Linked DNA regions of Homo sapiens: region 2 is linked to region 1. Evidence: chromatin loops called from intact Hi-C (ENCODE). Cell type or tissue: A673. All regions are shown on one strand. Each heading gives the region's core, and the rest is flanking DNA. Links, peaks and the distances in the headings are about the cores only. Region 1 overlaps XIRP2 (xin actin binding repeat containing 2). Region 2 overlaps B3GALT1 (beta-1,3-galactosyltransferase 1).

What was found. Hi-C counts contacts between places; a loop is a spot of excess contacts. Peaks named below come from ENCODE experiments on the same cell type or tissue, not always from the same donor. Only the 100,000 strongest peaks of a DNase experiment are listed, where the experiment ranks them.
Region 2: it touches region 1 in a loop (8-fold over the local background); 5 of 110 quality-filtered maps call a loop at or near these places.

What each region holds. Positions count from the first base shown.
Region 1 is chr2:167,258,372-167,270,409 of GRCh38, forward strand. It overlaps XIRP2 (xin actin binding repeat containing 2), which reads left to right. Exons shown (of 11, transcript NM_152381.6): 11 at 1-1,382. Among named protein-coding and RNA genes, the nearest start is that of B3GALT1, 29 kb to the right of the region's middle. In A673, for the core only: CTCF peaks have their summits at 6,199 (motif pointing right), 6,399 and 10,425 (motif pointing left); a DNase peak (open chromatin) is centred at 6,210.
Region 2 is chr2:167,404,090-167,416,127 of GRCh38, forward strand. The region is part of intron 1 of B3GALT1 (beta-1,3-galactosyltransferase 1); the gene reads left to right. Among named protein-coding and RNA genes, the nearest start is that of B3GALT1, 120 kb to the left of the region's middle. RefSeq lists an enhancer at 1,889-2,442. In A673, for the core only: a CTCF peak has its summit at 7,493 (motif pointing left); a DNase peak (open chromatin) is centred at 2,712; H3K4me3 peaks cover 409 bases; H3K27ac peaks cover 66 bases.

The DNA.
Region 1 (12,038 bases), core at 2,539-10,538:
TTTGTCAGAAAGAGGATGTTATAGGAATCAAAGAAATGAAAATGCCTGAAGGAAGAAAAGATGAAAAGAAGGAAGGAAGGAAGAATGTGCAAGATAGGCCGAGTGAAGCTGAAGACACAAAGAGTAACAGGAAAAGTGCTATGGATCTTAATGACAACAATAATGTGATTGTGCAGAGTGCTGAAAAGGAGAAAAATGAAAAAACTAACCAAACTAATGGTGCAGAAGTTTTACAGGTTACTAACACTGATGATGAGATGATGCCAGAAAATCATAAAGAAAATTTGAATAAGAATAATAATAACAATTATGTAGCAGTCTCATATCTGAATAATTGCAGGCAGAAGACATCTATTTTAGAATTTCTTGATCTATTACCCTTGTCGAGTGAAGCAAATGACACTGCAAATGAATATGAAATTGAGAAGTTAGAAAATACATCTAGAATCTCAGAGTTACTTGGTATATTTGAATCTGAAAAGACTTATTCGAGGAATGTACTAGCAATGGCTCTGAAGAAACAGACTGACAGAGCAGCTGCTGGCAGTCCTGTGCAGCCTGCTCCAAAACCAAGCCTCAGCAGAGGCCTTATGGTAAAGGGGGGAAGTTCAATCATCTCTCCTGATACAAATCTCTTAAACATTAAAGGAAGCCATTCAAAGAGCAAAAATTTACACTTTTTCTTTTCTAACACCGTGAAAATCACTGCATTTTCCAAGAAAAATGAGAACATTTTCAATTGTGATTTAATAGATTCTGTAGATCAAATTAAAAATATGCCATGCTTGGATTTAAGGGAATTTGGAAAGGATGTTAAACCTTGGCATGTTGAAACAACAGAAGCTGCCCGCAATAATGAAAACACAGGTTTTGATGCTCTGAGCCATGAATGTACAGCTAAGCCTTTGTTTCCCAGAGTGGAGGTGCAGTCAGAACAACTCACGGTGGAAGAGCAGATTAAAAGAAACAGGTGCTACAGTGACACTGAGTAAAATATCTATGGCCACTGACAGTCCACACTTAGGCACTGAGAGATATTGATGTTCTGAAATAAGATTTTATGAATTTGGATACCCTTTTGAGGAACTTGATGTAAACATGGTGTTCAGAAATCTCGTGTCTATCTCAATGGGATATTTCTTGTATTACACCTTGTCATTTTTTTCACAATTTATTTACATCTACTTTTGTTTGAACTGGAATGAAGAGATGAAACACTATGGATATGTTTTCCATTCAAATGGCACTTTAGCATATTGTTCTGTTTTCCTGTAAAACATCATGGGTGTGATTTTTATACTGCTGCTGCTTGTCACAATTATTATAACTTCTCTGTAATTTCCTCTGAAATAAAATTGAATCACCTGAGGTGCAAACCAAAATACTTCTGTAACTTTTTTTGATATATACTGTCATTCTAAGTACATATACTCCTTGTGACTTGGGAAGTATTTGTCTTGAGGCAAGTATTTACCACCCACACTAAAATAATGCTGGAAAAAATAAAATACTAAACTGAAGGCACAGTATTATTAGAAAGTGTAACATTTTCATTTTCTCTTTTACTCTACATTTTAAAGATACGAGGGTTATTGTTCTTGAAATAATTACCTATATTAAATTATCATAGAATGTGTCTATAAACATTTGACGAAAAATGTTGATTTTCCTCCAGAATAATGTGAAGTCCATACTCAGAAATTAACTAGAAAGGTTTTAGACATTACTTAAATAAATTATTCACATTGCATTTGTATTGCTTGCTCTGTGTAATGGATAAGTATAACAATCATATCACTACAGTTTGTCAGGTTTTCTTCTTATCATATTTGATGAATATTAAGTTTTTCTGTTATGAAAACATATTCCTCTAAAATTTGGCTTCTAAATTTTCTACTGCCTTTGTTCTTCCTCAAATAAATTTTATGATTCTGAAAAAAAATGAACATAAATAAGTGGCTTTGCATAAATTTGTAGTGTACATATATGAAACAGGACTTATCCCATATTCTCCTACGTAAACACAAACTATTGACATTCTATAAATATAAAACCAAAATGCAATCTTGGAAACTATTTCTTTTCAGAAAGACTAACAAATTCCCTCTTGCTAGTATGTTCTTAATAGATATCTAAGACCTACATTGCATTAGTTCCCTAGGGCTTACATAATTAAATATCACAGACTGGGTAGCTTAAACAACAAAAAATATATTTTCTCACAGTTCAGAAAGGTGGAAGTACAGGGTCAAGTTGAAGATAGGCTTGGTTTCTCCTGAGGCCTCTCTCCTTGGCTTGCCAATAGTCACCTTGTTGAGGTCCACACATAGTCTTCCCTCTGAGCACTCACACTCCTAGTGTCTCTTTCTCTTCTTATAAGAGTACCAGTCCTTTTGGACTAGGAACCACTCATTGGACTTCATTTAACCTTACTTGCCTTTTTAATGGATGTATTTCCAAATATAGTCATATTGGGGTTTAGGGCTTCAACATATGAGCTTTGTGGGAACACAGTTCAGTTCATAACAAACACATACTTTTACCCGATTAAATGAAATACTATGAAAGTCTAGCAAGAAAATGGCCAGAGCTACAGAAGTAAATTTTTTGTTTAAACTGAATTACTGCACTTTACCCTTCAAATATTCTGAATGACACAGCATTATTTCTATAATCATTTATAGTAAGATAACACAATAGTTTTCATGCAGAAAGAAATAATTCGTGAAAACTCATGACATAGTATTACTGTATAGTTTCTTAGTGTCAGTGATCCTTTTAAAGAATGTGACTCTTGCTTTACAAAGGTCCTCTTGTTGGACTCTTCCTACTGAATCTTGGTAGCCTAGTCCCCTCTTCAATTATGGTAAAATTTAAGATTAAAAGTAGCTGCTGTGCACACCAGGGAGAACAATGAAAATAATGATTGTTCTGATTTTTCATTTAATCAACAAGCAATTTTGTGCCCTCATCTTTTTTTAAAAAAAATTTTTAGGTACATAGTAGGTATGTATATATGTATGCAGTACATGAAATGTTTTGATACAGGCATGCAATGCGAAATAAATACATCACAAAAAATGGCGTATCCATCCCCTCAAGTATTTATCCATTGAGTTTCAAATAATCCAATTATACTCCTTAAATTATTTTAAAATGTACAGTTAAGTTATTATTGACTATAGTCACCCTGTTGTACTATCAAATAGTAGGTCTTATTCATTTTTTCTAATTTTTCATACCCATTAACCATCCCCCCTTCCTGCTACTACCCTTCCCAGCCTCTGGTAACTATCTTCTACTCTCTATGTCAATGAGTTCAATTGTTTGATTTTTAGATCCCACAAATAAGTGAGAACATGTGATGTTTTTCTTTCTGTGCCTGGCTTATTTTACTTAACATAATGACCTCCAGTTCCATCCATGTTGTTGCAAATGACTGGATATCATGCTTTTATATGGCTAAATAGTACTCCATTGTGTATATGTAACATATTTTCTTTCAAGAAAACATTTTTAAAAAATTTTTAATCAGAAAGAGGCATTGTATTATGATTATTGGCTGCATCACCTTTCTTGAATGACATGTAGGAGTTTACAAATTCAAATATGCAAATACAATTTTATTTAGTAATGGTTTCGCTCTAATTATAACAAAATCTTCCAGCTAAATAGCAAGCTTTAGGATCTAAAATGTAGCTAAACACACAAATCAAAAATTCAGTGAAGTTTTCTTATTGTTGCAGTCAGTGTATTATTTTTCTAAAGCTGTCATAAGTAAGTACCACAGACTGAGTGACCAAACAGAAATTTATTTTCTCACAATTCTGCAAGTCGGAAAAATCTGATATCAAGGTGTTGGCCAGCTTGGTTTCTTCTGAGGCCTCTCTACTTGGCTTGTAGATAGTCATCTTCTTTCTGTGTCTTCCATGGCCTTCCTCTATATGTGTCTATGTTCCAATTTCTTATAATGTTCCAACTCATATTGGAGTAGGGCCCAGCCTCATGACCTCATTTTACTTTAATTACTTCTTGAAAGACCCTATCTCCTTAAAGAGCTGAATTCTGAGATGCTGTGGCTTAGGATTTCACCATATGAATTTGCGGGGAACACAATTCAGCCCATAACTGGTAGTAACCATGTTTAATCTTTAGGGTTTTTTAAAAAATACATGGCTATTAATGTTATGTAACAACTTCCCATAATCTTTTCTTGGGATTTACGTCACAGAACTATGTAATATATGATTTGTGTTGTAAAAATTAATATTTCCATAAACAAAATTATGTTATAAAGGAATGAAGATGGATCCATGATTGACCAAAAGCTGTTCCACAGGAGGCTGTGTGATGGCAGAGCATAGCATATAAGGGGTTTTGCATTATTTATTCAAGACTAGACCTTCCAATGAATCTTGTAAAAATGTTCTATTTCCCATAAAATTGTGCTGAATTGTCTTTTTTGCAGCTTCCACACAATCAATCCTTGCAACAGATTTGGGGCTCTGGGCAACACATTCTTTGGATTGGGACAATAGTTTTCTCACAGCAACACATTCTTTGGATTGGGACAATGGTTTTCTCAAATTACAATAAAACTGACAAATGCAAACTTACCACCCACTCCCTAATGCACAACCATTTTACGCATCGGGAATATTTTCTCCCAAGCTAACAATTTTCTATAAACATCTCTAGAATAATTTCTAAAGACATATTAATTTTTCAAGAAACTGAAAAATAGAAAAACAATACTTTCTCTGCTGTGTTTTGATAGTTACTGACTACTGGTTACTATCCAATTGGGAAATGGAAAATTTTTTCATTGCCAAGAAAAAGAACTTACAGAAAGATAATCACAGATGTTAAAGTAAAAGAGAAGTGCAATACATTTTTTTCTTCCTGGAAATGTTACTGAGAACTGAGAGTGACTTCTAAATCTAATGTAAAAGTTTTGAATTCTGAAGGTATTAATGATAATACGAAATCTTACGGTAAAAAAATCAAATGTAATGGAGATCAGAAATAGGCAGCAGATACAATATTTATATTCAAAATAAGAGCCATGAGAACATGTGAGAAGTGCTGAAGAGTACTAAGCCTCAACCCTCTAGAAATCAACTTTAATAGAAGACATGAAACATTTTTTGGTAAATATTGTCTAAAAATGATTTAACCTCAATAATGATGGAGTCCTTTAAAAGTCTAATTTAAGCTACCTGACATTTACTGTGGATGTTTTTCCCAAAAGATATTATGAGAAATTTTAAAACTTTATATATTTGTATGCAAATGAAGTGGCAGAGGGAAGATAACGTAGAATATCTACAGTGTGGTCATTTTCCTCGACGTAGTACCGATTTATAGAAAATAAAATGGATGGAAAATGGATAGAAAGGCTGACAAATAAATACTATGGCATCACCCAGTCAACAGCCATTCCACAAGCATTTATGGGACCATTTGAATGCACTGGAAGAGTGATTAAGAAAACAATAGATAAATTATGGTATCTTTTGTGTAAAGCTCTCAGACAAGGAAGAGACATTCAAAACATAAAGTGAAATAACTCAGTACAGTTAATGCTTATGAATGTAGGAAATCCAAGAAAATGGATAGCCACCGAGTCCTGTTAAATTGGAAGACAGCAGAATAATAGTAAACAGGTGGAAAAGTGTTTTGGGTTTAAATAATCAGTCTTCACTTTGTCATAATTTACTTAGTTGTAATTATGTGATTGTGGATTCTATGATACACAATCAAGATTCCTCTTCAGGAATGATTTACTGCCACATATGATCAAAGCGCTGGCCCCAGAAGGGTATTAATTATCAGCTCCCTGCCAGGATTGCTTTAGCTAAAATAACTGACTTTCCAAGGTGGACTATTTTCGTTTTTTGTCAATGGAAGGACAACTCAGCACAACTCTTAAGGCTCACTGTCACTCCAGCTCAGAACTCCCTATAGAATTGGCTGAGGGTGCATCTCAGGTCAGCTTCTGCCAAATCATGCTTCTTTCCCTTCCCTTTCTTTCCCTTGATACCAAGAGCATGCTCTAATAAACCTCCTACACATTAATCTCTGGCTCAGAATCTACTTCTTGGAGAACCCAACCTGGACTAACTGGTATTAGGAGTGGCCCAAAAAGCAAAGACTTGAATGGTATCTTGGAGCTGAATTCTTTTCTGCCTGGCTGGCAATGGGCACAAGGTGGCAGTGCGATTGTTAAAATTCTCAGCAGTGGTACACTAGCATGACTTTACTGGGTGAAGCAAATGCCTAGCTGGTACCATGTATCAAATATCTGAGACATGCAGGGAAAATAGCGATTACGAAGAAAGTGGAACTCGGAAGTCGTTGCTAAATGCTGAGAAAAAAGTTAACAAAAAGATGAATAATTAAATCAACAATTAAAAGTAAGAGTGGCTGAGCTCCATGGAAAGTTAAACTCCCTAACACAGTCAGGGACTTTTTTGGGAAAAAATGGGATTTTGAACATGGATGGTTGTATGTTGGTTGATACAACCAAAAATATTAAAATAGCAGATTCCTCTGAACCTACAGAAGTGGCCTATTCCTCTCTTTATTATTATTATCGTTGTTGTTGTTGTTGTACTGCAGCATTATCACCTACACTTTTACTTAAAGATGCTAAAGATGCATCCCCCCCAAATCAACTGGGTAGTTCTGCTGGTCTTTGTGGGCCTCACACAAGCATCAGCACATCTGCTGGGAACTGTGTTCTAGGCTCTGCTTGGTTGGGGCACATTACCTGGGACAGCTCTACCCTAGGTAATTTCATCATCCTCCTGTGACCTGCAAGTTACTCTGAGCATGCTCTTTTCATGGCAATGGAAGAAGTAAAGGAGAAGAGCAGTGACACACTAGGCTCAGAACTGGCACACAGTTTACTGCTGTCTCATTCTAATAGCCAAAGCAAGCCTTATACTCGAAGAAACAAAGTGAGACAGCACTGCCAATGTGTGTGAATGCAGGGAGTCGTAAAGAATTGAGGCCATCAGGGCAGTATACATCATAATTATTTAAAATCAATGTGTTTTATTACAATACTAGTTCAATATACAGTTAACTTTTTGTCTGTTTCACGATGTGGCTGGGTTGTGCTGTAGGATAGAATTTCACATAGGTGCGGCCCATGTTAAAAGGCAGATAAATCCCACCTAGGAAGAGACCAGTAAATGATTCAAAGTTGCTGAAAACAGATAACATGCACACCAAGTTCAGGTGCTAGAGTATTTACTTACAGCAAGACAGAGAGAGTACACAAGATTCAGGCCCTTGCAATGTTAAGGCTAGTAGGTCCATTTTGAAGATGACAGTGGCCCTTTGGCTGCGTGCACCCCACTTCTTGCTGCAGTAGATGGATCCAAACCCTTTTCCTGCAGTGTCCGAAATACAGGATTTGGGGGAAGAGGAGGAATGTGCTGAAGGGACACAGATAAACACATAACTAAGCAGTTCTGAGAAAGGTTTTCATGTGTCAGATATAGAGGGAACGGGGATGTACTGGCTGAGCTGTTTGCATGCAATTAAAAGCACGAGTTAGCCAGCACATCCTGTACCTAAGACTCTTTGGAAACACAGTAGAGCTGTTGGGCTATACTTGGACACTTCCCTCACATTATCATATCAACTTAATATCACTTCTAATAAATGAAAACTTAAAAGGCTCAAAGACGCAATAATTGGTAATGACCACTACTGTATTCACCATCTTTTTTGCTGCATGTTTTGTAAAATGGTGACAGATTTTTATTTACTAGTCTTCAAGGTAGTCCAATAACCCCTGTTAAATCATTTCCTTCAGGAGGAGGGCAGACTGGTTAAAGAATACTTCTGGTGAAAACACCTTTCTACGTTGTTATTTGTCCATATAGAAGTTTCCTTAAACAAAAATTAACCTAAAAGACAATTCCAAAATAATTCATTATTTTCTGAACTCTATCTAACCTAAAATATTTATTGCTCAATAAAAGCTTCAATGGCTTTTAATTGAGATGATATATAAAACATAATTAACACTAGAAATATCTAAGAACAAATAATGAAAAAAATTAGTAAATGCCATTCCCTAGCTCATTAGCTGATTTCTTTTCAATCTTAATCCCTGAATTTAATATTGTGTGTGTGTGTGTTTGTATGTGTGAATGTGAGCATGTATGTGTTCAATAATGTCCAAATTATAAAACCATCGATATTAACAATTTTCAATGCTGTCCAGCCTGTTTTTAGCAAGCCAACATGTTCAATCTTCATGCTATCAAAATCACCAATTCTGAATACACATTTGTTATAAATTAAAAACCTTAGTTGGATAAATATATATCATCAAGTGAGTAATGTTTATGTTACCAGTTGCCGTTCAGATTATTCAGTTTACTCCTCTCAACTATGTTAATACCTGCATTGATTTGTTGTTGTTAATGTAGTCATTGTGCTTATAAGCAAATGTACATCCGTTAACATAATTTCCTATAACCACACTATAGTTGTTCAAAACATTTTACTAACCTCTGTTATCAACTATACTATTCCTAGCAATTTTATTCACATCCAAGGCTTCAATTATCTCTTTAATACCAGTAGCTCCTACATGTATATTACCTTCTGGGAGCTCTGTTCTGAACTCTAGAATCATATAGACAACTGCCTACTTGATAGTTTCTTATGGCTATTTCAAACGAACCTTAAGTCCAACAAGTCCTGATCAGAGTGTCACCCACCTCTAACCTCAAATTTGGGTCTCTGTGAGCATTTTCTTAGACAATCTAGTTGCTAAAACCAGAAAACCAAAAGTCATATTTTATACCCTAATTTCTTTCATTTATTTACAACTTAAATCTTGTACCAAACCCAGTTGATTTTTACTAAACATCTCTGACTCTCACTTTTCCTTCCTAGCACATAGTACATTTGTAATTACACATGGTCTTGCAAATTATTTGATTAATACCAGTGACATCCCCTTACCCCCGATACGGTTTGGCTCTGTGTCCCCACCAAAATCTCATCTTGTAGCTCCCATAATTCCCACGGGTTGTGGGAGGGATGCAGTGGGAGAAAATTGAATCATGGGGTCGGGTCTTTCCTGTGCTGTTCTCATGACAGTGAATAAGTCTCACGAGATCTGATGGTTTTAAAAAGGGGAGTTTCCCTGCACAAGCACTCTTCTCTTGTCTGCCATCCATGTGAGAGGTGCCTTTCACCTCTTGCCATGATTGTGAGGCCTCCCCAGCCACGTGGAACTGTAAGTCCAATAAACCTCTTTATTTTGTAAATTGTCCAGTCTCGTGTATGTCTTTATCGGCAGGGTGAAAATGGACTAATACAGTAAATTGGTACCAGTAGAGTGGGGCACTGCAGAAAAGATACCCGAAAAGGTGGAAGCAACTTTGGAACTGGGTACCAGGCAGAGGTTGGAACAGTTTGGAGGGCTCAGAAGAAGACAGGAAAATGTGGGAAAGTTTGCAACTTCCTAGAGACTTATCGAATGACTTTGACCAAAATGCTGATAATGATATGGGCAATGAAATCCAGGCTGAGGTGGTCTCAGATGGAGATGAGGAACTTGTTGGGAACTACAGCAAAGGTGACTCTTGCTATGAGTCACCTTTTTGGCAAAGAGACTGACGGCATTTTACCCCTGCCCTAGAGATTTGTGGAACCTTGAATTTTGAGAGAGATGATTTAGGGTATCTGGTGGAAGAAATTTCTAAGCAGCAAAGTGTTTGAGATTTGACTTGGGTGCTCTTAAAAGCCTTCAGTTTTATTCATTTACCAAGATATGGTTTAGAATTGAAACTTATGTTTAAAAGGGAAGCAGAGCATAAAAGTTCAGAAAATTTGCAGCCTGACAATGTGATAGAAAAGAAAACCCCATTTTCTGAGGAGAAATTCAAGCCGGCTGCAGAAATTTGCATAAGTAATGAGGAGCCAAATGTTAATCCCCAAGACAATGGAGATAATGTCTCCAGGTATGTCAGAGGCCTTTCAAGCAGCCCCTCCTATCACAGGCCCAGAGGCCTAGGAGGAAAAAATGGTTTCATGGGCAGGGGCCAGCATCCCCCTGCTGAATGCAGCCAAGGGACTTGGTGTCCTGCATCCCAGCTGCTCCAGCCCTGACTGGAAGGGGCCAAAGTACAGCTCAGGCTGTGTCTCCAGAGGGTGCAAGCCCCAAGCCTTGGCAGCTTCCACGTGGTGTTGAGCCTGAGAGTGCACAGAAGTCATGAATTTGGGTTTGGGAACCTCCACCTAGATTTCAGAGGATGTATGGAAATGCCTGGATGTCCAGGCAGAAGTTTGTTGAAGGGGCAGGGGTCTCATGGAGAACCTCTGCTAGAGCAATGTAGAAGGGAAATGTGAGGTGGGAGCCCCCTCACAGAGTCCCTACTGGAGCACCACCTAGTGGAGCTGTGAGAAAAGGGCCACCATCCTCCAGACTGTAGAAGGGTAGATCTACTGACAGCTTGCACTGTGTTCCTGGAAAAGCCACAGACACTCTATATCAGCCCATGAATACAGCCAGGAGGGAGGCTGTTCTCTGCTGAGCCACAAGGGTAGAGCTGTCCAAGACCAAGGGAACCCACCTCTTGCATCAGTGTGACCCGGATGCAAGACATGGAGTCAAAGGAGATCATTCTGGAGCTTTATGATTTGACTGCTCTGCTGGATCTCGGACTTGCATGGGGCTTGCAGCCCCTTTGTTTTGGCCGATTTCTCCCATTTAGAATGGCTGTATTTACCCAATTCCTGTTCCCCCTTTGTTATCTAGGAAGTAACTGACTTGCTTTTGAATTTACAGGATCATAGGTGGAAGGGATTTGCCTTGTCTCAGATGAGACATTGGAATGTGGACTTTTGAGTTAATGCTGAAATGAGTTAAGACTTTGGGGGACTGTTGGGAAGGTTTTGAAATGTGAAGACATGAGATTTGGGAGGGGTGGGGAGTGGAATGATACTGTTTGGCTCTGTGTCTTCACTGAAATCTCATCTTGCAGCTCCCATAATTCTCATTTCTTGTGGATGAGACCTGCTGGGAGATGACTGAATCATGTGGTTGGGTCTTTCATGTGCTGTTCTCATGATCGTGAATAAGTCTCAGGAGATCCGATGGTTTTTAAAAGGGGAGTTTCCCTGACCATGCACTCTTCTCTTGTCTGCCACCATGTGAGATGTGCCTTTCACCTTTTGCCATGATCGTGAAGCCTCCCCAGCAACATGGAACTGCAAGTCCAATATACCTTTCTTTTGTACATTGCCCAGTCTCAGGTATGTCTTTATCAGCAACATGAAAACAGAATAATAAACTCCCATACTAAATAGAAGCTTTACAAAGACAGTGACTGGGTCTAATTTTACTCTCCAAATTTCCCCAATTATTAGCAAAAAGTTTGGCATGTGGTAGGCATTTGATAAATTTTGTTGGAAGAGTCAATCAACCTATAAATCTAAAACTTGAAACACAATACACACTGTCTTAGAGTAACATATGGAAATGGGTAAGAATATCTTCTGGATTTTTTTTAGATTACTGTATATGCAAAGTGGCACACAGACCATGCTGATATGTCTAAGCAATAACTCCAAGAGAACTAACTGCAGTTCTACTCCCAGATTGCATATCTAGATGCTAATGGCATCCTTGGGCTGATTTCTAGAAGAAAGGCTGAATGTGTAGATTTCATTATTACAAATAAGGATAGGCAGATTTTACAGAAAAATATGTTTATTATCATAAAATTGCCAAAACAAATTCATTAATTAAGAATAGACAAATTTATATATATATAATATACACATCTATGAAATTTGTATTAATCCCCAAATAAATTCATTAATTTAGAATAGACAAATTCATATATGTATTATATACACATATATACACACATCTATGAAATTTGTATTAATATTCATTACAATATCCTTTAAAGTATACATTTCCCACATATTGGAAGTTAAGACTTTCTGCACATTAAGTTGTATATACAGCACATTTAAGATGGATAGTCAAAGGTTGC
Region 2 (12,038 bases), core at 2,625-10,624, 150 kb after region 1:
TTGGTAAGGGCCTCAAGCTGCTTCCACTCATGGTGGAAGGTGGAGAGCCAGTGTTTGAGAGATCACATGGCAAGAAAGGTGGCAAGGAAAAGGGGAGGCAGGTGCCAGGCTTTCAACAGGTTCCATGGGAACTAATAGAGCAAGGACTGACATTACTGCCAGGATGACACCAAGTCATTCATGAAGGATCCGCCTCCATAACCCAAACACCACCCCCCCATTAGGCCCCACCTCTTACACTGGGGATCAACATGAAGTTTGGAGGTGGTAAAACAAACCAAATGATAACAGAAATACACTGTCAAAGTCAGAGCTGACAAAAATAAAATGGACTATGTTGTGATTAGTGATTGTACTAAGCTGGAGAAAATTTCAGTTAATTAACAGGTTGTAGTGTTTTGGGCTTTGTTTCCTTTCTATTCAGTATAACTCGTTTACCTGGTACTTTTTGACTGATATGCTCAGCTTGACTAATTATTTTGAAACTGTGAAGATGCATCGCAGTCAGTATAAATATGTTCACTATAATGTAAGTCCTCTTTTCATAGTAAAATTGATGTAAGATGGCACAGTCATTCTTCATTCAGTACAGTTTGCTTGAAGACATCTCTATTAACAAGAGCGTTTTACCTTCGCCTAGATTTCAAATGCTTTGGTAATTTGTACTGTGCTTAAATAAAGCACATCCTGGCATGAAAATGAATGAATGCCTCCTGGCACTCTGTGCGTGTATTCCTCAGAGTTTATGATAATTAGGATGCTTGTTTAATTGCTGTCCCTTTATTTCCACTGGGTTGTGGCAGCTAAAGGGCAGCTTTCAAACCATGTGTGTTACATACATAGGTAATTTATAAACTCATTTTGCTGTTACGAGCACAGGAAAAAATCCCGAATGTCAATAAGCCAATGTTTTAATTATTTTATCCCCACCATTACTGCTGATTGTACATTTGTTTTCGCTTCTCAGACAGGAAGGATGGGCCTTTGAGTTACTGCCCTTAAGGATTGACTCATTTGAGCCATGATGAGTAAGCATCATATTGCTACAATAGTTTTTACATAATAAGAATTCTTGAGATTTCTAATAGGTATAGCCAGTTTATAAATGCTATTATTTAAGTATCTATAAGTATAAAGTAGCTGTCAATCACATCAGGAGCAAATATTTAATTCTATATCAGTAGTAGTAAATAATTACTATCATTTAAAAGGACTATGTTTTAATAATACTTTTAATAATCCTAAATGTGTCCAATTTATTAAATTAAGAATGTTTAAAGGATATTGAACTTCCATGTGTTGTTAATATTAACTATAACAGTGCAATAATTATTTTCCAAATGCTATTCTTCTTATAGAAATCTTTCCTTATTATAATGAACTCAGTTTCCTGGAGTGTTATTAGGTCAGAAAAGCTCAGAAATTGAGGTGATATTATTTCTTATAAGGAGATCATTTGCAAGTTTATGTTAAAGAAAATAAGAGATCAAGATAAAGAATATCTCACTGTCTTTGTTACATGTTCAGACAAAGGGTTTTCTTTGTGTATATATATATTTGAAGCTATGGAATGAATTACTCATTAGATTCCTTATGCCTTCCCTTTTCATGTGAAATGTAAAATTTTAAATATAGTACATGGTTTTATTTAATCCCATTTATCTTAAAACTTACTTTGCTTTTGGCTGTGATTTAAATTGAATTTCCCCGTAGAGAATCATGAAATAAACAAATCCAACTATTATCCAGAGAAGCTCAAAAAAGTCATAGAGAATTATATACTCTAAGGACTCAAATAGAGTTATATTCAACAAATACTATTGAATAAATGAAGTATGTAAACATGATAGATGGGTAAATAGAAGAAAATAAAAGACCAGAGAGAAATATTAGAAAATAAAGCAGCTGTTGTGTAAGGATAGATGGTATTTGGGGAAATTTTTTTTTTAAGTTTTAACATAATTGAAATATTTTAAAGTAATCATTTAAAATGGGCACCCAGTGCAATTTCTTGGTAAGTTGAAAAAACAAGTGTTTTGACCCTACTTTATACCATATGCAAAAAGCAATTCCATAGAGATTGTAGAAATAAATGTGAAGGGCAAAACAATAAAGCTTTTAAAAAGAAATTATAGGGGAAACTTTTCATGACATGGGGTTATTTTTAATCAGAATATAAAAAGCACTAGACTTCTGGTTCCAAAATGGCAGTATAGAAGCAAGCTTCATTCACTCCCCACCACAGAAATCCAGAAACAAATATAGAGCACCAGAATTTTTCACCAGCAACAACCCAGAACTCAAATATGGGATGAAACAATTCCTGGAGCCACAGAAAAGTGGAGAAACTCCAAGCAGATAGTAAAAGAATCCAGACTCCCACATCCACAATGCCCCTCCCCCAAATTCTTCCCAGCGCCAAGCACACAGGAAATCTCCCCTCAATTCACAGTTTATGTACTTGAAAAAGTGAGATTGAGATGGTCAGCCGGCTTCCCCACCTTCTTGGGTTCCCAGCAGGAGACTTGTCCTTGCTTTAACCCACAGGAATCATCATGACTGAGTGAAGGAAGAAATATCCCTGCGGACAGGCAGAGACAAAGGAGGGGGCAGGACTGACATTCCCAGCCATGGAAACTCTGTGACTCAACCAAAGGAGACACCAAATCAGACTCAGCAACACCATGCTGTCGGATGGTACATTCCACAGATACAGATCCCCTGGGGATGGACACCAACTCAGCCTTCCGATCCTGCTGGGATAATCCCTTTGAGACCTCCCCATTCAGGACTGACAGTACTTCAGTAATTTACTAGTGCTGAGGTGAAACTGGGCTTATAGTGCCAACCAGAGCTGAAAAGGAAAACATTGGAGTTTAAACGACATACCCTATCTAATAGGCCAAACTGGCATTTATGGAACATTTCAACCCACTGCCACAGAATACATGTTATTTTCATTAGCAAATGGAACATTCTTGAGAACAGACCATATCTTAGACTACAGAACAAATCTGAATGAATTTTAAAAAATAGAAATCATATCAAGCATCTTTTCTGAACACAGTAGAACAAAACTAGAAATCAATAACAAGAGAAACCTCAGAAAATACACAAACACATGGAAATAAAACAACATACTCCTAAACAACCAGTGGGTCAATGAAGAACTCAAGAAGGAAATTAAAAAATTATTGAAACAAATGAAAATGGAAATACAACATACTAAAATCGATTGGATACAGCAAAGCAGCACTAAGAGCGAAGTTGATAGCAATAAATGCCTATATCAAAAAAGTAAAAAGACTTTAAATAAACAACCTAAGAATGCATCTCAAGGAACTAGAAAAGCAAGAACAAGCCCAGCCTATAATTAGTAGTAGGAAAGAAATAATAAAAATCAGAGCAGAAATAAATGAAATTAAGACAATACAATATAGAATATGAACAAAAAAAAGTTGTTTTATTGAAAAGGTAAAAAAAAAAATCAACAAACCTTTAGCTATGCTAAGGACAAAAGAGAGAAGACCCAAATAAATAAAATCAAAAATGAAAAAGGAGACGTAACAACTGAGACATCAGAAATACAAAGAATCATTAGACACTATTATGAACAATTATACTCCAACAAACTTGGAAACCTAGAAGTAATGCATATATTCCTGGACACATATCACTTACCAAGATTAAAACACAAAGAAACCTCAAAAAACCAATAACAAGTAACAAGATTTAAGCCATAATGTAAAGATTCTCATTAAAGAAAAGCCCAGGACCTGATTACTTCACTCCTGAATTCTACCAAACACTTAAAGAAAAACTAATGCCAATCCTACTCAAACTCTTCAAAAAAATTAAAGGTGAGGCAATACTTTAAAACTCATTTTATGAGGCCAGCATTACCCTGATAACAAAAGCAGGCAAAGACACACACACACACACACACACACACACACACACACACACACACACACACACACACAGACACACAAAACTACAGGCCAATATCACTGGTGAACGTAGACACAAAATCTTCAACAAAATGCTAGCAAACTAAACTCAACACATTAGAAAGATTATTCATCATAACAAAGAGGGATTCATCCAGGGATGCAAGGATGGTTCAAAATACACAAATCAATAAATGCAATATATCACATTAACAGAATCAGAAAAACCTTATGATTATTTGAATAGATGCTGAAAAAGCATTTGATAAAATTCAGCATCCCTTATTACAAAAAGCCTCATCAAAATGGGTATTGAAGGAACATACCTCAAAATAATAAGGGCCATATGTGACAAACCCACTGCTAACATCATACTGAACAGGAAAGTATTGAAGACCTCTCCTCAAAGGAGATGAACAGGACAAGGATGCCCAGTTTCACTATTTTTATTGAACATACTACTGGAACTGCTGGCCAGAGCAATTAGTCAAGATAAAGAAATGAAGGATATCCAAATTGGAAAGGAAGTTAAACCTAGAAAAACCCACCTAAAGACTGCAACATAAAAAACTGTTAGAACTAATAAATGGATTTAGTAAAGATACAGGATACAAAATTAACATACAAAAATCAGTAACACTTATATATGGCCAACAGCAAACAATCAGAAAAAAATCGAGAAACCAAGCCCATTTCCAATAGCTACAAAAATATGAAATACCTAGAAACCAATCTAACCAAAGAAGTGAAGATGTATACAAAAAAAAAAAAAAACAAAAGACAAACAAAAAAAAAACACTGTGCAGCTCTGTTTAAAGAAATTGAAGAAGACACACACACAAAATGGAAAGATATTGCATGTTCATGGGTTGGAAGAATTAATATTGTGAAAATGGGCAATACCAGCCAAAGCAATTTACAGATTCAGTGCATTCTCTATCCAAATACCAATGACATTATTTACAGAAATAGAAAAAGAAACTCCTAAAATTTATCTGGAAGCACAAAAGATCCAAAAGAGCCAAAACAATCTTGAGCAAAAAGACTAAATCTAGAGACATCCCCATACTTCAGTTTGTTTTAGGTAAATATAAAACTGCTCTTTGTAGGTAACCTGACCTTTCTCTCTGGCTGTTCTTAACATGTTTTCCTTCATTTCAACCTTGGAGAATCTGACAATTATGTGTCTTGGGGTTGCTCTTCTCAAGTACTATCTTACTGGTGTTCTCTATATTTCCTGAATTTGAATGTTGGCCTGTCTTGCTAGGTTGGGGAAGTTCTCCTGGATAATGTTCTGAAGTGTGTTTTCCAACTTGATTCTATTCTCCCTGTCACTTTCAGGTACGCCAATTAATCATAGGTTTGGTCTTTTAACATAGTCCCATATTTCTTGGAGGCTTTGTTCATTCATTTTCATTCTTGTTTCTCTAATCTTGTCTTCGCACCATATTTCAGTAAGTTGATCTTCAAATTCTGATATCCTTTCTTCTGCTTGATTGATTTGGCTGTTGATACTTGTGTATGCTTCACTAATTTCTTGTGCTGTGTTTTTCAGCTCCATCAGGTCAGTTAGGTTCTTCTCTAAGCTGGTTATTCTAGTTAGCAGTTCCTGTAACCTTTTATCAAGGTTCTTAGCTTCCTTGCATTGGGTTAGAACATGCCCCTTTAGCACAGAGTTGTTTGTTGAGATACCATCTCATGCCAGTTAGAATGGCGATCATTAAAAGTCAGGAAACAACAGATGCTGGCGAAGGTGTGGAGAAATAGGAACGCTTCTACACTCTTGGTGGGAGTGTAAATTAGTTCAACCATTGTGGAAGACAGTGTGGCGATTTCTCAAGGATCTAGAACCAGAAATACCATTTGACCCAGCAATCCCGTTACTGGGTATATACCCAAAGGATGATAAATCATTCTACCATAAAGACATATGCACATGTATATTTATTGCAGCACTATTTACAATAGCAAAGACTTGGAACCATCCCAAATGCCCATCAATGATAGACTGGATGAAGAAAATGTGGCACATATACACATGGAATACTATGCAGCCATAACAAAGAATGAGTTCATGTCCTTTGCAGGGACATGGATGAACCTGGAAACCATCATTCTCAGCAAACTAACACAGGAACAGGAAACCAAACACCCATTCTTCTCACTCATAAGTGGGAGTTGTGGCCGGGTGCGGTGGCTCACACGTGTAATCCCAGCACTTTGGGAGGCCGAGGTGAGTGGATCACGAGGTCAAGAGATCAAGACCATGGTGAAATCCCATCTCTACTAAAAATACAAAAAATGAGACAGGCGCAGTGGCAGACGCCTGTAGTCACAGCTACTCGGGAGGCTGAGGCAAGAGAATGGTGTGAACCTGGGAGGCGGAGCTTGCAGTGAGCCGAGATCGCGCCACTGCACTCCAGCCTGGGCGACAGAGCGAGACTCCATCTCAAAAAAAAAAAAAAAAAAAAAAGTGGGAGTTCAACAATGAGAACACATGGACACAACACAGGGAGAGGAATATCACACACTGGGGCCTGTCAGGGGCTGGGGGGCAAGTGGAGGGAGAGCATTAGGACAAATACCTAATGCATACGGGCTTAAAACCTAGATGATGGGTTGATGGGTGCAGCAAACCACCATGGCACATATATACCTATGTAACAAGCCTGCATATTCTGCACGTGTATCCCAGAACTTAAAGTAAAAAAATAAAATAAAATAAATAGCTCCAAAAGCACAGAACTATGAGGCTTTTTGGCAAAGGGGCATGCAAATTATACTCCCCCAAAATGTCCTTGTATAATTGTGGTTCTTATACAGGTCATTAAGATTGACCTTGTGTAAGTGTCACTTATGACCTCTTAGGTCATAAAATGAGGTTCTTAATAGACCTAACAGAAAATGTTGATGCTATACAAATGTATTTTACCTTAAGAAAAAGGAGCATATATCAAATAATTTTATAAAGATACCCATACAAAATAAAGTTTGAATCAAAAAATGTATATAAACCTGCTCTAAAAATGTCTACACAAGTGTTACAAAAAAAAAAAGTTGATTGAGGAAACATTCCAGAACATTGGTCTAAACAAAGATTTTATGGAGAAGACCTCAAAAAAATTACAGGGAACCAGAGCAAAAATAGACAAATGGGATTACATCAAGCTAAAAATCTTCTGTATAACAACAACAACAACAACAACAACAACAAAAATCAACAAAGTGAAAAGACCACTTACAGAATGGGAGAAAATATTTGTAAACTATCCATCTGAGAAGGCATTAATAACCAGAATATGTAAGAAGCTCAAACAACTCAATAGCAAACAAAAAACCAAAAAAAAAAAAAAAAAAAAACCACACAAATAATTTGAGTTTAAAATTGGCAAAAGATCTGAACAGGCATTTCTCAAAATAAGACAGACAAATGGCCAATAGGTATATGAAAAAATGTTCAACATCATTAATCCTGAAATATCATCTCACCCCAGTTAAGACTGCTTGTATCAATAGACAGGCAATGACATCTGCTGGTGAGGTTGTAGAAAAGGGGAACCCTCATACACTGTTGGTGGGAATGTAAATTAGTACAGCTACTATCAACTGTATGGATGTTCCTCAAAAAGTTAAAAATAGAACTACCATATTATCCAGCAATCACAGTACTAGGCATATATCTAAAAGAAAGGAAATTAGTATATCAAAGAAATACCTGCACTTCCATGTTTATTGTAGCACTATTCACTGAAATATGGAATCAACCTAAGTGCTCATCAATAGATGAATGGATAAAGAAAATGTATATATACAGAATGGAATGTTATGCAGCCATAAAACAAATGAAATACTGTCATTTGCAGCAACATGGATGGAACTGGAGGCCATTATATTAAACGAAATAAATTAGGTACAGAAAGACAAATATTGCATGTTCTCACTCGTGTAGGAGCTAAAGTGTGGAGCTCATGAAGACAGAGTGGAATGGTGGTTACCAGAGGTCAGGAAGGGTAGGGTGTGGGGATGAAGGAGAAAAAAGGAATATAAATGTATTTATTACCACAAAAAGGTAATTAAATGGCACGGTAGAACAAATAAATAAGTAAAACATTAACCATAACAACTAAATACCTATATATTTTGAATAAAATGAATCACAATGTCTCTTTTCATCAAAAAGTCATTAAACGTGAAGAAAAGTAATAAAGAAGTAAATCGAGTTATATCATAATAACAAATTTCTATTCATCACATGACATCAAGTAGTAAAAAAGTCTAGCCAGAGAATGGAGAACATACATGCAAAACCTTTATCAAGCAAAGGACTCTCATATCTAGAATACATGAAGAATGTTCACAAATTGATAATCAAATGCAGACAATCAAATAGAGAAATGAGCAAAAGTCTGGAACAAGCATTTTGCAAAAGAGGATATACAAATAACAAATAAAAATATGACAATATATTCAACTTCATTATATAAAGAAGACTTGAATCTACAACATACCATACCAAATGACTAAGATGAAAAAGAAAGAACTTGTAAGTGTTGACAAGGATGTGAAGCCACTGAAACTTTCATTCATTGATAATGAGAGTATAAGTTGGTACAACCACTTTGGAAAACTGCTTAGAATTATTTACTAAAGTTGAACATATTGTATATTCCGTATGACCCAGAAATTACACACCTATTATAGAGACAAAATAAATGTGTACATCTCTTCATCAAATGGCATGTATAAGCATATTCATGGAATCACTAGAACTGGAAATAGCTATAAACAACTGAAATGTCTACAAATATGTTGTGGTATATTCTCATATTTGAGTACCTTACAAAAATGAAAAGAAATGGGAAATGAAATAAGACACAAACTTAATGGATCTCACCAGCACAATGTTGAACAAAAGACATTATACACAAGAATACATATTGTAATTCCATCTATTGTGATAGAAATCAGAATATCTCTTGCTGAGGGATAACGTCTAGAAGAGTAGCAGAAAGGGGCTTCTGGGATTCTGATAATATTCTATGTCTTGTTTGGATGACTGGTTACAATAATTTATTCACTTTGTGAACGTTAATTGGGTGTACAATGATTGTGTACTTGTATAGATTGTCCTGCAATAAAGCTGACAAGGAGAGAGATGGGGGGATAGAAAAAAATGGAGAACATAAGACATTATATTGATCCTTTAGATTGTACTGAGGCTATTTAATTGACCTAATATATGACCAGTTTTGTAAATGTTTATGTGTACTTAAACAGATTGTGTATTCTGCTTTGAGAGACGAAATTTCATTTATGTCTCATGATTTAAACATAACAGTGGTTGTTAAGTTATATTTTCGAGGTTTTCTTATATCACTGTATATTTTTTCTGCATGATCTATATTTTCAGAAGAGGGTATGATAAAATCCTCAATCCAATTTTTAAATTCATAAATTACTTCCTCCTATTTTGTCAGTTAATCCTATATATTTTGAAGCTGTATTGTTGAATGCATATGTATTTATAATGAATGCATTCTGTTCATCTACTGTTCATTTTTAAAGTGTATGGCATTTTTATCTCCCATTCTTTGCTTTAAATTTTATGTTTTCAAGTGTCAATATTACTACAGATTTCTTCAGGTTTATTTTCACCTGATATATCCTTTTTCATTATATTAATATCATAGTTTCCATGTCTTTTGGTTTATGTCGTTTACATATATTGTAATTGCTGTTTTATTAGGTTTTTTTCCTGTATTTTTAAGTTTCTATACTATCATTTTGCCTCAGTGTGATTAATTTTTTCTTTCTTGGAATACTTAAAGTTTTTTCTTCTTGGTTTAAAAGGAATACATTCTAATTTCACATGTTATGGTAGTTACCATATACTAAAGAGCTATGTTGAGTTTATTTACTGCAATTGATATATTTAATATATCAGTATTGTAAAGGAAAGCAGATATGTTTCCTTTCTCTATTAGGTTCATGGCTAAGGCCCCATAACAAAAGACAGATTAAAAAGACAAAAGTATACAGATTTATTTAATGCAAGTTTTACATGACATGGGGGGCCTTAATAAGGAAATGGAGACCCAGAGAAAGAAGTAAACCTGTGTATTTTTTATGCTTAGGTTTGATGAAGACTAGACAGCTGTGCAGAAGTATGAATGGAAAACCCTGAATACTATTAGTGTCTTTACTTCCTAAGAGAATACAGCAAGAGGAATGAATATTAACTTTGAATCAGGAAAACTTGTGTTTTTATCTTGACTTGGCAGTTGACTGACTATGTAATTCTGGCCAAGTGACTCTGAGATGTAAAAATTTCTATTTTGGTAATTAGTTCTAATTTATAAGGTGCAAGAAACCAATTAGGTTATAATGTTCACTTTATGGAAGTCATTTTTGTTCACTATGTGTTACATTACTGCTAAAGTACCACATAATTAACCATTTGTTCCCTTCTTGGTTCAGTGCTTTTTATAAGATCCACAATAAATTAACAGTGCTAAATCCTGTATTTCAATGCAGAAAAGTAAAGTGAACTTTCTCCAGAAAAGCCATTTATAGGAACTGTGGAATCCTAAAGAGATGAGTTATATTAAAGACACATTACATTTGAAATGAATGCATACTCAATCTTATGAACCTAGGGTAATGCCCACTGTAAACACTGTTGGAAACCTTCAATCAACAACTCTTTGATGCCACTAATAAGTTTGCAGTAATATGGATTCATTCAAATTTGCTTCCATCTTTTATCAGTATTTCACAAATATTGTGAAATATTAACAATCTCAGTAGCCGTAGGTATGATGTTTATGAGCTATATTCCCCTAACCCATGGCCCAAACTTCTGCTTTAATTCTTTAACAGATATTTTTCAAACTTAATGTACGTTAATGCTTTTCAAGTGAGAAGGAAATTCACATTTACTGAGTGTTTATTAGATGTCTTACATGCATTATCTCATTTAATTTTGTAGCAACTCGAATGAGATAGATATGTTATACCTCCTTTGCAAATAAGAAACTGCATCTCAGAGTGTGCTATGATTTGAATGTTTGTCCCCTCCAAAACTCATGTTGAAACTTAATCCCCATTGTGGCAGTACTGACAAGTGGGGCCTTGAAGAAGTCATTGGGTCCTGAAAGTGCTGCCTTCATGAATGGATTAATGGGTTACCATTGAAGTGGGACTGGTGGCTTTATAAGAAGAGGAAGAGAGACCTGAGCTAGCCTACCCAGCTCCCTCATTATATGATACCCTGAGCCATCTCAGGTCTCTGCAGGAAATCCCCACAAGTAAGAAGGCCCTCCCTGATGTGGCCCCTTGACCTTGTACTTCTTAGCTTCTATAACTGGGAGAAGTAAATTTCTTTTATTCATAAATTACCCAGTTTCAAATATTCTTTTATAAATGATGGAAAATGAGCCAAGAAAATTGGTACTGAGAAGTGGCATGTTGCTGATAATAAATACGTAAAAATGCAGAAGCAGCTTTGGAACTGGGTAATGGGCTGCAGCTACAGGAGTTTGAAGGAGCAGGCTAGAAAACACTTATATTGAGGGGAGGGCTTAGAAGATAAGAATACTAGGAAATGTTTGTAACTCCTTAGAGATTGGTTAACTAGTTGTGACCAGAATACTGATAGAAATAGGGACAGCAAAGAACGTTCTGATGAGATTTCAGATAGAACTGAGGAACAAGGTATTGGAAACTGGAGAAAAGTCCATCCTTGTTGTAAACTGGCAAAGAACTTGGCTGCATTGTGTCTGTGCCTTAGTTAGGGCTTTATGGATTGTAGAATTTAAGAGCAATGAATTAGGATATCTGATGGAACAAATACCTAAGCAGCAAACCATTCAGGCTGCTGCATGACTACTTTTAACCACTTACATTAAGCTGTGAGTTTAAAAAAAAATGACTTAAAGATGGAATTTATAATGAAAAGAGAAGCAAAAAAAAAGATTTGGAAAACTCTCGGCCTGGCCATGTAAGAAGTGAAAAAGCTTGTTCAAGAGAGGAAACCAAGTAAGTGGCTGAGCAACTTTTGCTAAGATTAGTAGAGAGAAGGAACCATCA